2 separate regions of the Homo sapiens genome follow, and region 2 is linked to region 1. A link is a contact called in ENCODE Hi-C or POLR2A ChIA-PET data. All regions are on one chromosome and are shown on one strand. The core of a region is the stretch at or near the end of the contact, and the rest is flanking DNA. Distances in the headings are between cores, read along the strand shown.

What was found. A loop is a pair of places that touch in the nucleus more often than their neighbours do. ChIA-PET counts read pairs that join two places held with the same protein, here RNA polymerase II (POLR2A). Pooled maps may share reads with other maps.
Region 2: a loop to region 1 is called in a pooled map, with 2.9 times the contacts of the local background. The contact joins the promoter of FAM53C here to the enhancer-like site in region 1. A Hi-C loop is called at or near these places in 1 of 50 pooled maps. POLR2A ChIA-PET finds 5 or more read pairs at or near these places in 2 of 52 experiments (HEK293 and naive thymus-derived CD8-positive, alpha-beta T cell).

The regions. Positions count from the first base shown.
Region 1 is chr5:137,994,133-138,000,338 of GRCh38, reverse strand. All of the region lies in intron 7 of FAM13B (family with sequence similarity 13 member B), which reads left to right. Among named protein-coding and RNA genes, the nearest start is that of FAM13B-AS1, 36 kb to the left of the region's middle. Within about 2 kb of position 2,363, at least 2 of the 41 ENCODE cell types and tissues checked have a DNase peak (open chromatin) inside an H3K27ac peak, as active enhancers do.
Region 2 is chr5:138,337,010-138,343,042 of GRCh38, reverse strand. FAM53C (family with sequence similarity 53 member C) reads right to left here and starts at 4,777. Exons shown (of 5, transcript NM_016605.3): 1 at 4,736-4,777; 2 at 1,630-1,859; 3 at 1,177-1,234. The coding sequence starts at 1,707. LOC100128966 (a long non-coding RNA gene) reads right to left here. Exons shown (of 4, transcript NR_146628.1): 4 at 5,897-6,033. It also overlaps a transcript of CDC25C not described here. RefSeq lists silencers at 4,328-4,417, 4,468-4,817 and enhancers at 4,898-5,377, 5,548-5,627.

The DNA of each region.
Region 1 (6,206 bases), core at 1,114-3,613:
CAGCCTTGACCTTTCAGGCTCAAGCAATCCTCCCACCTCAGCTTGATGAATAGCTAGGACTACAGGCATGCAGCACCATGCCTGACTAATATTTTATATTTGTTGTAAATACAAGGTCTCGTTACGTTGCCCAGGCCAGTCTCAAGCTCCCAGGCGCAAGTGATTCTCCAGCCTTAGTCTCCTTAAAGTGCTGGGATTACTGGGCCTTATTTAGTGTTTTAAAGTAACAATAAACCTATCACATATTAGTGTAATTTTTTTTAAATGAAAAGTAATTGTGTTTTCTAATTCCCTAAACTTTTTTAGTAGCAATGTTTTACATTTTTGCAAACCTCTTGAATTTCTATCGTGAAGGATTCTTACATTTTCTTCTGCATTTAATCTGTTGCTGCTATGATCTGGAAGTTTTGGTATTAGGAAGTGGGGCCTTTGGGAGGTTATTAGGCCATGGGGGTGGGGTCCTCATGAGTTAGACTGGAACCCTTATAAAAAGCCTGAGAGAAGACTCCTTAGCCCTTTCACTCAGTGGTAACACAGTGAAAAGTCTATCAATGGGCCCTCATCAGACACTGAATCTGCTGCTGCCTTGATCTCAGACTTCTCAGCCTCTAGAACTGTGAGAAATACATTTCTGTTGTTTCCTAGTGTATGGCATTTTGTTATAGTAATGTGAATGGACTAAGAAAATTGGTGCTGAGGAGTGGGTGTTGCTGTAACAAATACCTAAAATATGGAAGTTGCTTTGGAACTGGGTAATGGATAGAGGCTGGAAGGTCTTGCACTCACCCAGGCTGGAGTGCAGTGGTGTGATCTCGGCTCACTGCAGCCTCCGCCTCCTGGGTTCAAGCGATTCTTCTGCCTCAGCCTCCTGAGTAGCTGGGACTACAGGTGCGTGCCACCACACCTGGCTAATTTTTGTATTTTTAGTAGAGATGGGGTTTCACCATGTTGGCCAGGCTGGTCTCAAACTCCTGACCTCATGATCTGCCCACTTCAGCCTCCCAAAGTGCTGGGGTTACAGGCATGAGCCACTGCGCCTGGCCAGAAAATTTTTTAAAATGAGCTGGGCATAGTGTCATGTGCTGTGGTCCCAGTGACTCAAGAGGCTGAGGTGGGAGGATTGCTTGAGCATGGGAGGTCCAGGCTACAGTGAGCCATGATTGTGCCACTGCACTCCAGCCTGGGCAACTAAGTGGGACCCTGTCTCAAAAAAAAAAAGACAAAAAAAAAAAAAGACCCTGAAGGCAATTCAGAAATCAATTACAGGCCTTGAGTGCAAGGGCCTGCGAGGAGGCCCTAAATGCAAAGGAGGGGCCACCAATGATGGGGGACCTTGGGGACCTTGGCAAGATTCCATTATGCCTGGTACCATACTCTTCTGCCACTTTAGGTATGGCTCTGGTGTGATAACAGGCAGCACCATCTCTACCAGAGCACAGAGTGTGTGAGCCCTAGGGGTGGCTACCTCCACCGTTCAAAGGATGGGGCTGCCCCGGTGACCCAGGGAAGAGGACCATGATGGGGATGGGATATGGTATATTGGTCATTTGGAAAAGATTGCTTCACTGAGTTCTGTAATCTTCCAGATAGTTGGCACATTTGTTAAAGTTCACATTCTTTAATATCACTGTTGATTGCATCAGAAGCATCTTTAAGTATTCAGGTGTTTTTGAGCTTATGGAGGAGGATACAGGTTTTCCAGAATTTTGATTTTTGCTTGAAAATTCAAATTTTATATTGTCAGTTTTTCTTAGAGTCTTAGTCGTTTCTGAGAAAATGTCTGCCAGTGTTCAAGTCCTAATAACCATGGTTTAGATGTTAGTCTTTCAAGTAAAAATGGTATTCCGTAATAAAAGTGATTAGTTTAGCTCTCAACAAGGTAAGTTATGCTGCAGAAGTGCTTTATGAGTACTTCCCTTTTACACTGAATATTAAAAAAGAAATGTACTCAAGGAGTAAGATGAAATTAATCATTGTTTTCTGCTTCTCTGTCACGGACTGGCCCCTTTTTAAAAAGTTTCAAGTGGCTGGTGAGGAAGAATGCAGTGGCCACAGTATTACTTGTCTGGACTTATGCTAAGACCCCAAGCAGCTTTTTCTACCATTGATTTTGCATCATCATTGTTGAAAACTTTAAACAACAATTTTAAGTTTATTTGAGCATTAAAGGATTCATGAATCAGGCAGCAGTCAAAACCAGAGGAGGTTCAGAGTGCTCCACTTTAGCAGCCTGAGCATTGGGGCTTTTATAGGCTGAAAGCAGAAGTAAAGAAATAACTTGATTGGGTAGGCATTTGCCTTATTTGGATATGATACAGTGGAAAGTTCCTAGTTAGAGGTTAGTTGGTGGGTTTTGATTAGTCATCTTACTGTTGACATTGGGTTTCAGTTCACTTATGTAGGAAGCCAAGGCACTGGAGCCATCTCAGCCTGATGGCCTCCCAATTTAAGAAATTTGAAAACATGCAAATGTCAGCACAGTGAAAAAGGCATACAGTATGAAGGTACTTCTAACTCTTTCATAGACGGTTTTGAAGACTCTCAGGTTTATAGACCTCTTTTTGAGAACCAGTGGTTTAAATGTTTGCTTGTGAGTTGTATTGATTGGTCTGTTCATGTATCTGTTATTTCTGCAGTTGTCATTAGCTATGTTTTGTTAAGATTTAAGCTGTCTTCAGAGTGGAAAAAATGGTGGAGTTTGGGGTGTGAGCAGCCTAGGGTGCATGAAAAAGCAGTAGTTTTGTTTGATTGATCCTGAGGTTCTTATCCATGAAGTCCATGGAAATCTCAAGATTGTTTCTAAATTGTTGTTTTATATCCACATGTTTATCATTTAGCTTTATATATATTATATATATATATATTTTTTGAGATGGAGTTTCGCTCTTGTTGTCCAGGCTGGAGTGCAATGGCACGATCTCAGCTCACCGCAACCTCCGCCTCCCGGGTTCAAGTGATTCTCCTGCCTCAGCCTCCCAAGTAGCTGGGATTACAGGTGCCTGCCACCAGGCCCAGCTAATTTTTTGTAATTTTAGTAGAGATGGGGTTTCACCATGTTGGGCAGGCTGCCCTTGAACTCCTGGCCTCGTGATCCACCTGCCTCGGCCTCCCAAAGTGCTGGGATTACGGGTGTGAGCCACGGCATCTGGCCTCATTTAGCTTTATATTTAAATGTACAAATTTTAGGGGAATTTTTACCTTTAAAAAATGTGAAGAGAGAAAGGAGAGTTCTAAAAGAGCTTTTACCTTTTCTTCCCTGTGCTTTGTAATCTTTTTCCTGTGTTGTATTGGGAAAGTTTATTTTGGCTTGAGGTTTAGGTAATTTTTAATTTATGCTCATGCTTAAGAAACCACAAGCCAAAAAAAATTACTTCGTGTTATAAAGTTCATTTAAAGTTGTGCTTCTGATGCCTTCCTAAAACTCAATTTAGAAAGATGAAAAATTGGGCTGGGCTCAGTGGCTCATGCCAGTAATCCAGCACTTTGTGAGGCCAAGGAGGGTGGATCACGAGGTCATCAGGAGTTCGAGACCAGCCTGGCCAACATAGTGAAACCCCGTCTGTACTAAAGATACAAAAAATTAGCTGAGCATGTTGGTGAGCGCCTGTAATCCCAGCTACTCGGGAGGGTGAGGCAGGAGAATCGCTTGAACGCGGAAGGTGGAGGTTTCAGTGAGCTGAGATTGCACATTGCACTCCAGTCTGGGCGACAGGGTGAGACTCCATCTCCAAAAAAAAAGAAAGATGAAAAATTGAAACTCTCTTTGTGGGTTGCTGATGTTAGGGCTTCATTCTTGTGAGTTCATTGGTTTCTGATGGTTCAATTTTAGATAAGGTGCAGGAAAGAAGGTGTAAGTGATTTAGGAAGAGCCATGGGTTTAGGGTTTTAAGACTGGTTTCTGGCCAGGCGCCGTGGCTCACGCCTGTAATCCCAGCACTTTGGGAGGCTGAGATGGGCAGATCACAAGGTCAGGAGATCGAGACCATCCTGGCTAACGTGGTGAAACCCCGTCTCTACTAAAAATACAAAAAAAAAATTAGCCAGGCGTGGTGGCCGGCGCCTGTAGTCCCAGCTGTTCGGGAGGCTGAGGCAGGAGAATGGCATGAACCCGGGAGGCAGAGCTTGCAGTGAGCCAAGATTGTGCCACTGCACTCCAGCCTGGGTGAGAGTGCAAGACTCTGTCTCAAAAAAACAAAAAACAAAAAACTGGTTTCCACTTCATTCTGTGGATCCCCTACTGAGAAAATATGCCTTCAGTTGACTAGAGGGGTATGCGGACTGTAGTAGTATCTTTTTTCTTTTCTTTCATCGAGTCATACAGTTTGCAAAATATTTCAGTTGACAGATTTTATCAGTTCACATTTTCAATATCCAGGTTCCACTTGAGTGTAAAAAGGAAGTCATACTTTGGTGGAAGTACCAGAAATGTTGGGCAGTAACAAGTAGAATTTATGCTCTGGGTCATGAGGAAATTTTATTAGAGTTAAAAAAAATGTTTTAAGTACTAGCACATGATAAATATTGACAGGTTCTCTCCCTCTTTTCCGTCTCCTGTAAATGATGCCTTTGATATTTTAAAGACTTGTTATATATAACTTATTGACTAACTTTGTAACAGTGAGAAATCTTTTGATATACTCTTGTCATAGGTATAAAATACTCCTAAGTTGATGGGGAAAGTTAGGAAAGGATTTTTGCTTTTGGTTTTAAAGGAGCATGAGGTTATTATTTTTGTTTTGTTTTATATGTTCATTTTTCAAAACCATAGTTTTTTAAATGGTAATTTTGGTATAGTTCTAGCATGACTCATCTGGAAGCTATCCAATTTTTAGACTTGAAACGTTAACCATAAATGCTTTTCTCAAATTGGATAATTGAACAATAGCACTATTTTGCATATTTTAGTAATTTCATATTTATAATTTATGTCCCTGGTTATAGTAGTTTGATTAATGAAAACAGATTGGTTTCTCCACTTATATTGGATTAGGCTTATATATTTTTGAGAGAAGTCTAGCTAGATTAAAAAGTTTGTTCCTCTTTGTCCACCTCCTGAAAAGTTGCAAAGTAATGAGGAAAAAAATTGTAGACTCTTGATTGGGTACCTCCTTGTCAGTAGTGACCTCATGTTGCAGTCTTTTTCCGTTTAAACTGCAGAGTGTAGCACAGCTCTACTGTGTGTAGGACTCAGCACTAATAATTGCTCAGCAGTTTTTATAAGCCTATCACCTTCCTTTACTGTGCTTTCAATGAAGTCTTTACCTGATGTTTTTGTTGGAAGGTGCCAGGGTATTCAGAATGGTTTCCAAGGCTGTGTTGCACTGGTAAAGTGATCTTTACCAGAGTCAGTTGAGGCTGAACTGCAATACTTTTATTGAAATATCGTTTGTAGCATTAAATATTTACAATTGGGAAATTAAAATAATAGTAGTTTCTTATTTTATTTGGATACAAAATATTAGTGACTGGAGTAAGTGGTTGCAAGATTGATCTTATGTTCTCAAGATGATTATGTCATCGTAGGCAGATTTGAAAATAGAGTTAATAGCAGAAGGGATAAAATGTCAGGGAATGACTATAGTCTTCAATGTTGTGCTTGACTGATGACTTTAAAATATATATGTCCCCTGTGATTTATTGTTTGTCTTTCTAGTCAAGGCTTCCTTGTCTAGGGGTTGAATGAATACAATTAGCATTTTTATGTGGTCTTTATGGCATCTGCCTATAGTACCTATGTAACTTGACCTGAAATTTCTCAGCAGTTATTTTTCTTGTGTCTTTATTTTAGCTCTCACATCCCTGTGATATCTATATATTTTAGCTGCAGATGCATAACTATATTGATATATCTTTTTTATTTCTATTGGTGTGTGTGAGCCCTGGCTGATATATCAGGGCTTTTTACCCACAGGATTTGACTAAAGTATGAAAATAAAGAATAATTAAAATCTGTGAAATCTGAAAGCTAAGTCAGTCCTTTTTGTCCTTCAGAAGCTCAGAGAACAAAGTTGTACAATTCATTTTGTATGTAGCCTTGTGGGTGACAACCTGACTCTTAAAGTAGAAAATCTATTTATTTGATTTGTTTACTATGGCTGGTGGGAGGCTCCTTATTAAAAGGAGCTGTTTATTTGATTGTCCCAGCATATTCTTCAGGGCTAAAGAATCTTTACTCTTGCAGTAATAATCGAGCTTGCTGATCACTA
Region 2 (6,033 bases), core at 3,528-6,027, 340 kb before region 1:
TTTTGTTTTTTTTTTTTTTGAGATGGAGTCTTGCTTTGTTGTGCAGGCTGGAGTGCAGTGGCATGATCTGGGCTCACCACAACCTCCACCTCCTGGGTTCAAGTGATTCTCCTGCCTTGCCCTCCCGAGTAGCTGGGATTACAGGTGTGTACCACCATGCCAGGCTAATTTTTGTATTTTTAGTAGAGACAGGGTTTCACTGTGTTGGCCAGGCTGGTCTCGAACTCCTGACCTCATGATCCGCCCACCTCGGCCTCCCAAAGTGCTAGGATTACAGGCATGAGCCACTGTGCCCAGCAATTTTTTTTTTTTTTTGAGACAGAGTTTTGCTCTTGTTGCCCAGGCTAGAGTGCAATGGCGCAATCTTGGCTCACCGCAACCTCTACCTCCTGGGTTCAAGTGATTCTCCTGCCTCAGCCTCCCGAGTAGCTGGGATTACAGGCATGCGCCACGACGCCTGGCTAATTTTATATTTTTAGTAGAGATGGGGTTTCTCCATGTTGGTCAGGCTGGTCTTGAACTCCCGACCTCAGGTGATCTGCCCACCTTGGCCTCCCAAAGTGCTGGGATTATAGGTGTGACCCACTAGGCCCGGTCCCATTTTTTTTTTTAAAGGTACAAAATAATATATAGTATGCAACCTTTTGTGTTAAAAACGTGGAAATAAAATAGATGCAGCTAACCACCATGGCACATGTACACCTATGTAACGAACCTGCACGTTCTGCACATGTATCCGAGAACTTAAAAAAGAAAGGAAATAAATATATACATTTGCTTCTTTTTATATAAAGAAATTCTAGTCACATATACTGTATAAGAAACTAATACTTTTAGGGAGGTGGTAGAAGCTGGGTAGATAGGGAACGGGAGAGTAAGAGAGACTTTTCTCAGCATAACCTTTTTGTTGTTATTTTTTAAATTTTGAACCATGTGAATGTATTACCTATTCAAAAAATTAGATTATACAAGTCCCCACAAAGCTAGAATAAGAGCAAACCAACCAGATAACTTTCATGCTAGAACATGAAAGACAACTGTCAATCTCAGAAGTTGACCCTGGCAAGAAGGTTCTAGAGGTAGGCTCGCTAGCCCTGGTCACTGGAAACCAATGATAGAAATGTGTGGAGAGAGGAATGGGTACACACACGTACACAAACACACACGATGCCTTACCAGACACAAGCTGGAAAGAGTTCCCACAGTTGGAGATGTCTGCATGATCAGGCAAAGGCTAAGAAAGAGAGAATATCCATCATGATTTGGATTCAGGACACACTGACAGATTTCTAGGAAGCCCTCTTCAGTTCTCCTCTGCGATTCATGAGCTACAGGGATGTTAGGGACATTAAGTGTTCTTCCTCTTGTCTTCCCAAAGTTAGTAAGTCAAACAATCCACATCTTCCAACATCTCAAACCCTTCTCCACCCAAGTTTTGCTGTCCCTTCTCTATCGGTGGAAAAATCCCTGCCCCCTTCCTTTTGGGCTGGGTTTTGAGCCATTAGTGGGCTCTTCCAGGTTAAGTACCATGATTCATACAGCACAGGACAAGAGTAAAGTAATAGCAACAATCAGCCTCAGAAAAAAGGGGGAGGGGGTCGTGGAGAAGCAGGAAGACTGGTCTTTTACCAGACTGATGCTGAAGCGTGTGCATTTCAGCTCATCCAGAGTCTGCTTCTGTAGCTGCTCAGTGATCAGGGTTATCATGATTCTCCCCAGGATTTGACTTGCACACTTTGGAGCAAATGATGGATGTCTTCCCTGTTGTTCTTCCAGACCTCACTTGTGAGCCGTCTTCTGCCACTGCAGCACCATTCTAGCACCATTGGGACTTCCCTCTCCAGTCATGCCTGCTGAGTCTGCCAATTAGAGGGACCAGCCCCAAGTGATATTAGAGATGCACCTGGTCCAGAGATGGAAAATGCATGGCACACATACCACAGCACCCCTAAGCCAGGCCTCTGGCAGACATCAATTGATCACAGCTCTTTCCAGCTAAGCCTAAACACAGCTTCAGAAATTATGAACTTGGCAGTCCAGATATGAAATAAAATAGAGTTGGCAATCAAGTTGAAACTTATTTGCTACCCTTAAACTGGTTCATGCTCTGTTGTTTCTAACTGGAATACCAGCACCACTTAGAAAACAGCTGCTCAAGTGAGAGAGAGGGATGCCCAAATGATTATTTCCATCAAGATCAGCCCAGTATTTTATCTTCCAGTCAGAAGTGAAAAGAGGTACCCTTCTCCTAAACTACAGAAATAGTAATAAGAGAACAAGGAAGAACAGTGGTTGTAGGCAAGACTTTCTGCTTTAGACCTGAGTACATAGGATTTTATGTCCTCCCACAGCCTAAACATCTGATATATTATTGTTTTCCAATAGATACAGTGTTTGTTTTCTTATCAAATGGGAAGATAAAGAAATGGTCAGGGTAATTCCAATACATTTCAACTCTACAGACGTCGTAAACAACAACTCCATGACTGTTCAACTAAGTTTTTAGCCTCATCTGATGCAAAGTCCATGGATACAGTTAACCAAGATTCTTTCTCGTGGTCAACTTCTGATAGAAGCAAACTAACTGTATCAGATAACAGGCTTCAAGCCCACACAATTACCTGAGGGGCCTTGCTCAAGGGAAAAGGGGAGGTTAAGCCAGTGTCTTGATTTTGTTCTATCTATTCCCGGAAATGAGCAGCAAGCTGACAGCTTACCAGAGAATGTGTGTAGCATTAGCTAGTCAAGAGAACAAATCATCAAGAAATCTAATTATTAATCCAATTTGCTAAGAGTTTTGACAAATCATTTAATACTCCTTGGCCTCAGTTTACCCATATGTAAAGTGGGCAGAATAATCTTAACCTGTCACAGGAACAATATAACATATTAAAATGTACAAAATGTACCATCTGACCTATAAAAATCAGGAGTCCACACAGACTACCATTTCTCGTTCCCGTTTGTGAATCTTCAAGGCCTCAGAATGTCAGAAGTAATGAAATCAATAAGATGAAGAAGGCAATAGGGTCCATCTCTCTGGCTGAATACCATCCTCCCTCACCTGCACACTAAGAAAAGCCCAAGAGGGCTCTTCCTTCTGTGACCTTGGGGGCAGATCACTCTACAAAAAAGAGGAATTATCTCTACCCCACTCACACCTTAGAAGGAGGGCACAAGGAAGAGCAAAGAGATAAACCTGGATGTACCTGGAGTTCTCTGGAAGAAAGGTGCAAGAGAAGTCAATCATCATTACAGTTAACTATCATTTTCATGCATAATTATTACCACCCTGAACAAAATTCTAGCTTCCGGGGAGCTCTCTTCAGCTGCTTCCCCTATATTCTTACGGGAGAAGCTAAAGCTTATATCACTTCTGCTCTTGGTTTCTTAACTCTGCTGCCCTCAAAGATCAACCAGAGAGGGAACCTAAGTGCAGGATTTTACCCTAGAGACCCCAGGCCTCAGGCTAACCAGCTATGAGGAGCAGGGAATGAAGCAAACTCTCCAGCTTTTCATGAGGCATTTGGACAAACAGCAAACTCCCAGCCACCTCTAGGATCAAGTCAAGACAGTGAATTTGTGTTTTTCTGCATTTTAATTGTTGGGATGTGGCCACACACAGTGGTAATTGGAACAATGCAACTACCACCACGCAACTGATACTCTCAGCCTGAGTTTCCTAAAACAGGCCAGGCTGCGAGGGGGAACAGAACGGAAGCCATAAGGAATCAAACCAGGACACAAAAGAAGGCAAACCAGCTCCGCGAGGGGCCTCCTCTTTCTCAAGCAGGCATTGAAAAAAGTGTAAGAAGCCCTCTCTTGCCGCCTTCCTTCCCCTTCCATTTTGTGTATCTGAAGGGTAGAGACAGCCCTGAATATTCACTAAACAAGTTAAAACTTCTCAGTTTAACAACTGGCACGGGGCTCAGCCCTTCACAGAGCAGCAGGCCGCTAGGCCCTCTCAGCAACCCCACCAGACCTAACTCTCAGTCCAGGCTTTCCCTCCACCAGCAGCCCCCAAAAATAAAGATCAGACCCCCACCCCATCTCCTATTGGATGGCAGTAACCCCTGACACTCCTGTTTCAGGGATGCTGAGGTTGTGCTGTACCAAGACAAGGTAGGATCAGGTCAGGCCAACAGGGAGGAGAGTCACAAACCCTTTGGGGACCTTCCCCTCAGGTCCCAGCCCCACACCTCCTGGGGAGACTGAAGAAAAACATGAGGAAGGCAGGGAGCTGCATGAACAGGTAGGTGGAGATCTGCCTGCTCTTCTTCCATATGGTTCTGGTGGGGAAAGGGGTGACAAGTGGGGAACACCCCTCCCCCCACCCCCATGAAGAAGCAAAAGGCTAGGCCCCTCCAATCTTCAACCTCTCCCTCTGTTGCCCTGCCTGTCCCCGCGGGGTGGGGCATGGGGCGTCCGCTGGTCCCCGGGGCGGGGGGGGGGGTGCGCCAGGGCTCGCTCAGGGGGGCTGTCGTTCGCCTCTTCCCACTAGGTTCCATCATCTGGCCGCGGGAAGCGAACTCAGGACGCAGGGGATGGGGAGGGTCTGGGACTTAGCACTCCGCCACCCCCTCCCCCACCGGGTCCCGTGCTCTCCCCGCAGAGGCGGCCAGCGAGGCCCGGCCGCGCGGGCGGTCGGGCTGGGGGAGGGGAAAGAGGGAAGGAGGGAGGGACGGTTGAGGTGCCCGCCCCGAGGCCCCAGCGCCACCTGCCCTCCACCACCTACCGCGGTTCCTCCAGCTCCCAGGGCCGCGGCCGGAGCAGCTCTGAGCGCTCGGTTCGCCCCACGGTGCCCTTAAAAGGCGCTGGCGCGAACCAACGAGTCCCTGAGGAGAGTAGGGGGACAGCTCCGGCTCGCAGAATCCCCCCAAGCCACCCATGGAGGGCGCAGCTCCGTGTCGTGTCTCTCTCAAAGTGTCTCTCGGACAGCGCTGTTGGGAACGAGCCTGGCGCTTTGATTTAGGGATGGGGGTGGTTTCCTCACTAACGAGTCACCCCCTCCAAAATATCGCAGAAAGTGGACGGCCCCAGTTGGAGGCACATCTTGAAACCCGCGGGGGAGGCCATGTCGGAAGAAGGTAAACAAAGGCATCGCCCCTGCCCTCCCTCCCTCCAACGGCCCAACTGCAGCCTCCCACTCGGTTCGGGCCGCGTCACGCAATTAGCCACAGTGCCCCTCACCTGCTCTGCTGCCCCGCCCTCCACGACCACCTCTTCGAAGGAATCCCCCTTCCCCCAGCAAAGGACCCGTCCGCGGCGTGAAGGCTGCTGGGAAGTGTGGTCCAAGCGCGGATTAGGGCCTGCTCGGAGTCCCAGGAGCCCCTCTTGCAGCTGCCGGATCGGCCTGAACCTTAAAAACCCAGGACTTATAATGGTTGCGGGGACGTTTCCACTTGGTTCTGTAATTTGCCCTCACCCAGAACACTTTGTAAAGCTCAGGATAGCCCAGGGCTGTTCACTCCCTCTCTTCTCTCTCCGCCCCCTCCCCCCCAGCAGGATGAGGTAATGGGATTGTGATTATGACATCATAGGCGGTTCAGTTGCTTGCGTTTGCCTGGGGGGAGGTGCGGGGAGGTGGGGAGAAGTGCGGTGGTTAGACTTTCCTTAAACAGAAAGGGAAGGAGGAAACAGGCAGATGGGGAAAAGATGTTGACGGCGCTATATTTCCACTTCAGGAAGACAAAACCACCTTTTATTAAGTCTCCACCACTACCACCACCTCCCACATGAGCCAAAATTTAAGTCTTTTTTAAAGAGATTGAATGTAGACGTTAGTGTGTGAAGAGGTTGGGTTGATGGTTTCTGGCTCTTATGTAAATTCGAGTCTCAGCTAGCATCACAGATGGTTTAGGGAGACAAGCAAAAAAGTGGATAAAGGAGAGGCTTTAAACAATGCGTTCGTGTTGTGATCTCTTTGTAATACAAAGTTTTCTATTTCTTTTTTTTAATTGATTGGAAAGTAGCAGTAATGCAAGTAATCTTCACTATTACACTTAGCAGCAAGTCCTCTGAAAGACATCTGTT